Linked DNA regions of Homo sapiens: region 2 is linked to region 1. Evidence: read pairs that join two places in POLR2A ChIA-PET (ENCODE). Cell type or tissue: HCT116. All regions are shown on one strand. Region 1 has its middle 5.1 kb from the start of TICAM1. Region 2 overlaps UHRF1 (ubiquitin like with PHD and ring finger domains 1).

The links. Peaks named below come from ENCODE experiments on the same cell type or tissue, not always from the same donor. Only the 100,000 strongest peaks of a DNase experiment are listed, where the experiment ranks them.
Region 2: POLR2A ChIA-PET joins it to region 1 with 5 read pairs; 6 of 35 experiments call an interaction of 5 or more read pairs at or near these places.

What each region holds. Positions count from the first base shown.
Region 1 is chr19:4,835,596-4,838,095 of GRCh38, forward strand. No RefSeq gene overlaps it. Among named protein-coding and RNA genes, the nearest start is that of TICAM1, 5.1 kb to the left of the region's middle. In HCT116, no CTCF peak of the experiment used is centred here; no DNase peak of the experiment used is centred here.
Region 2 is chr19:4,953,499-4,955,998 of GRCh38, forward strand. UHRF1 (ubiquitin like with PHD and ring finger domains 1) reads left to right here. Exons shown (of 17, transcript NM_001048201.3): 14 at 852-990; 15 at 1,152-1,324. Among named protein-coding and RNA genes, the nearest start is that of KDM4B, 14 kb to the right of the region's middle. In HCT116, no CTCF peak of the experiment used is centred here; no DNase peak of the experiment used is centred here; H3K27ac peaks cover 428 bases.

The DNA.
Region 1 (2,500 bases):
CAGGCATGAGCCACCATGCCCGGCCTCTGTTTTCCACTTTTGCACACATATCCACAGATCCGTGATCATGATACTGAATATTCTTCGATCTGATTTTCCTTTTTAATTCGCATAGGCCAGAGTTCAGCAAACTGTTTGTTGTAAAGGACCAGACAATAAATACTTTCGGCTGGGCGTGGTGGTTCACGCCTATAATCCCAGCACTTTGGGAGGCCGAGGCGGGCGGATCACAGTGTCAGGAGATCGAAACCATCCTGGCTAAAGCGGTGAAACCCCGTCTCTACTAAAAGTACAAAAAATTAGCCGGGCATGGTGGCAGGTGCCTGAAGTCCCAGTTACTCAGGAGGCTGAGGCAGGAGAATGGTGTGAACCTGTGAGGTGGTGCGGCTTGCAGTGAGCTGAGATCGCGCCACTGCACTCCAGCCTGGGCTACAGAGCGAGACTCCGTCTCAAAAAAAAAAAAATTTACTGTATTCCATTGTCAATATATCTTTGACACTTTCACAAGTCAACATATGTGTCATGTATGATATTCCAAAACAGGCATTGCTACCTTAAAATGTGGTGGTTATAAGCACCGTGGAGAGAACTTGACTCTTTGAGTCCAATTTTTTTTTTTTTTTTGAGACAGAGTCTCGCTCTGTTGCCCAGGCTGGAGTGCAGTGGCGTGATCTTGGTTCACTGCAACCTTTGCATCCTGGGCTAAGTGATTCTTGTGCCTCAGACTCCCCAGTAGCTGGGATTACAGGTGTGTGCCACCACACCCAGCTAATTTTTGTATTTTTAATAGAGAGGGGGATTTCACCATGTTGGCCAGCCTGGTCTCGAACTCCTGACCTCAAGTGACCTGCCCACCTTGGCCTCCCAAAGTGCTGAGATTACAGGCGTGAGGCACCATGCCTGGCCTGAGTTCAAATTACTACTCAGCTATTAGTAGCTGAGGTGGGGCTGAGGGTGGGCTCTCTGGATTACACCTCATTTTCCCTGGAGATAATAGCATCTATCTGATGGGATTGGGAAAAAGATCGGGTGAGAGCCAGGTGCAGTGACTCTCACCTGTAATCCCAGTGCTTTGGGAGGTTGAGTGGGAGGTCGCTTGAGCCCAGGAGTTTGAGACCAGCCTAGGCAACATAGCAAGACCCACATCTGTGTGTGTGTGTGTGTGTGTGTGTGTGTGTGTGTATAATTTAGCTGAGTGTGGTGGTGCACGCCTGTAGTTCCCAGATACTCAAGAGGATGAGGTGGGGCCAGATGTGGTGGCTCACACCTGTAACCTCAGTACTTTGGGAGGCCGAGGTGGGCAGATCACTTGAGGTCAGGAGTTTGAGACCAGCCTGGCTAACATGGTGAAACCCCATCTCTACTAAAAATACAAAATTACATCCTGGCTAACACGGTGAAACCCTGTCTCTACTAAAAATACAAAAAATTAGCCGGTTGTAGTGGCAGGCACCTGTAGTCCCGGCTACTCGGGAGGCTGAGGCAGGAGAATGGCGTGAACCCAGGAGGTGGAGCTTGCGGTGAGCCGAGATCGTGCCACTGTACTCCAGCCTTAGCCGGGCGTGGTGGTGCACGCCTGTAATCCCAGCTACTCGGGAGGCTGAGGCGGGAAAACCACTCGAACCTGGGAGGTGGAGGTTGCGGTGAGCTGAGATAGTACCACTGCACCCCAGCCTGGGCAACAGAGTACAACTCTGTCTCAAAAAAGAGCGAAAAAAAAAAAAAAAAAGGCTGGCATAGTGGCTCACGCCTGTAATCCAGCACTTTGGGAGGCCGAGGCGGGCAGATCACTTGAGGTCAGGAGTTCAAAGCCAGCCTGGCCAATATGGCAAAACCCCGTCTCTAGTAAAATTCAAAAATTAGCCGGGCATGGTGGGGCACGCACCAGTAATCCCTGTGGCTGTTGGTTATAGGGAGTGGATTCCTATGTAACATTCATTGAACTGTCCCTTTAAGATTCATATACTTGGGTGCATATGAATTCAACTTGAATATGGATTAACAAAGAGAAAGTAACATGTGGTTGGTGATGGGGGAAATGAACCCTCTCAGGACTTAGGGTGGGAGTGAAAAGACTGACAATGATTTGGGCAACAGTCCAGCAGTATTTAGTAAGACTGAGAATGTATCTTCTCCATGTCCCTGGGAGAAGTCCCTGAAGTTCCCCTTCTCTGTAGCTACCGTAGAGAAACACTGTAGATTGTCACTTGGATTTTTTTCCGAGATGGTATCTTGCTCTGTTGCCCAGGCTGGAGTGCAGTAGTGCGATCTTGGCTCACTGCAGTCTCAAACTCCTGGGCTCAAGTGACCCTCCCACCTTACCATGCCTGGCTAACTTAAAAAAAAAAAATTTGTGTAGAGATGGGGTCTTGCTATGTTGCCCAGGCCAGTCTCAAACTCCTGGCCTCAAGTGATCCTCCCACCTCGGCCTCCCAAAGTGCTGGGATTACAGGCGTGAGCCACTGTGCCAGGCCTGCCAGTGTCTTGATCTTGGACTTCC
Region 2 (2,500 bases), 120 kb after region 1:
TGTTGTCCAGGCTGGAGTGTAGTGGTGTGATCATAGCTCACTACAGCCTCAAACTCCTGGGCTCAAGTGATTCTCCTGCCTCAGGCTCCTAAGTAGCTGGGACTACAGATGCACACCACCAGGCTCGGCTAATTTTTTAAATTTTTTTGTAGAGAGGGGATCTTGCTATGTTGCCCAGGCTGGTCTCAAACTCCTGGGCTCAAGCGATCCCCCTGCCTTGGCTTCCCAAAGTGTTGGGCTTATTTAATAAAAATTAGAATGTTTAATATTAATATTTTATATTTAGCCTGTAATCCCAGCATTTTGGATGACTGAGGCAGGTGGATCACTTGAGGTCAGGAGTTCAAGACCAGCCTGGCCAACATGGTGAAGCCCCATCTCTACTAAAAATACAAAAATTAGCTGGGTGTGGTGGCGGGCACCTGTAATCCCAGCTACTCGGGAGGCTGAGGCAGGAGAATCGAGAAGCTGGACAAAGGGAAGGTTCACATCCCTGTGGGACGATGCAATGTTTCATCATGCAGTGTGCGTGATGTGAGGTGGCTGTAAAGGGGGAGGAAGGGGCCCCGAGCCGAGGGATGCAGCGCCTCTAGACGTTGGACACTTAGAACAGTGTGCAGTTTACAACTTAGGAATTGTTTCTAGAATATTTCATGTAACATTTTCAGTTGACTTTGGGTCACTGAAACCTCAGCAAAACTAGATAAGGGAGGACTACCCTGTGCTCTTCAGGGGGATTGGGGGTCAGGTGTGTCTGGAAACCCAGACCTGGCAAGGAGGCTGGAAGAGCGGGCTCTGCATAGCGTGTGGGCCCCAAGCCTGACTCACGGCTGTCCCTCTTCCTCCTGAAGTATCCAGAAGGCTACCTGGAAGCCCTGGCCAACCGAGAGCGAGAGAAGGAGAACAGCAAGAGGGAGGAGGAGGAGCAGCAGGAGGGGGGCTTCGCGTCCCCCAGGACGGGCAAGGGCAAGTGGAAGCGGAAGTCGGCAGGTGAGAATCTCGTGGGTGTGGGGTGAGCGTCTTGTGTGTGGGGGAGCAGGTGGGCATCTCGCGGGTGTGGGGTTGAGGTCGTGTGGACGTGGGAGCCGGTGGCTGTCTCTCCGGCAGCTCGGGCCACGCGCCCCTCCCTCACGCGCCCCACCCTCTTCCAGGAGGTGGCCCGAGCAGGGCCGGGTCCCCGCGCCGGACATCCAAGAAAACCAAGGTGGAGCCCTACAGTCTCACGGCCCAGCAGAGCAGCCTCATCAGAGAGGACAAGAGCAACGCCAAGCTGTGGAATGAGGTCCTGGCGTCACTCAAGGACCGGCCGGCGAGCGGCAGCCCGGTAGGCTCGCACGGCTCACTCGTCGCCCTGATTTGCGTTGACTGCGGTAAAATGTGTGGGGCTTGTTTCCCATGTTCCCCATTTTCAAGTGTACAGCTCAGTCGCACTGAGTACATTCTTGTGGTTGTGCAACCATCACCACCATCACCACCTCCAGAACTTTATCCTCTCCCCAGACTGAAACCCTGGCCCTGAAACTGTCACTCCCACCCCCTCCCAAGCCTTGGCACTCGCTCCCCAGCCCCGGCAACTGCTCCCCAGCCCCTGCACCCGCTCCCCAGCTCCGGCACCCCCTGCCATCCTACCTTCTGTCTCTGTCTCCCGGGGCTGTTGCAAAGTGACCCCAAGCCTAGGAGTGCAAAGCGACTCACATCTCACAGCTCTGGGGCTGGGAGCCCGACATGGGCCTTGCTGGGCTAAAGTCAGGGCAGGGATAGGGCTGGGCCCTCCTGGGGGCTCCAGGGGAGAACCAGATTTCTGCCTTTCCCAAGGTCTAGAGGCACTGTATCCCTCGGCTCGGGGCCCCTTCCTCCCCCTTTACAGCCACAGCGCATCTTCTTCCAGTCTCTGAGTCTCACTCTCCCGCCCTCTCTCGGGAGGACCTCGGGGTGACATCAGGCCCCCCGCCTCACCCAGGATGCTTTCCCAGCTCCAGGTCCTTCACTCAGTCCCACCTGCCATTTCTCCTCTGCTGTGGATGGTGACGTCTCAGGATGGTGCAGGTCTCAGGATTCAGCTGTGGCCGAGGCCATCTCAGTGGTCCCTCTCTTCCCATTTCCTTCAGGCCACATTCTTCCCAGGGCTTTCTCCCCAGCTCCCACCCTACGCTGGGGCAGCCCCTTGCCCCTAGACCTTCACTTGTGTCTCTTTGGTCCCCGCACTTAGCTCCAAGCAGGAGGAGGTGTCTTTCGAGTCATCCGAGGCTGGGCTCCTGGTGGCCCGTGTACTCAGTATGCATTGTGTCAGTGGACACCATGCCTCTAAATTTTTTTGGTGACAGGAGCTCACCCTGTCACCCAGGCTGGAGTGCGGTGGCATGGACAAAGGTCACTGCCTCCTTGAACTCCCAACTCCCAGGCCACGCCTATGTTTTTAATTTATTTTGTTTATTTTTATTATTTTTTTTTGAGATGGAGTTTTGCTCTCGTTGCCCGGGCTGGAGTGTGCAATGGCATG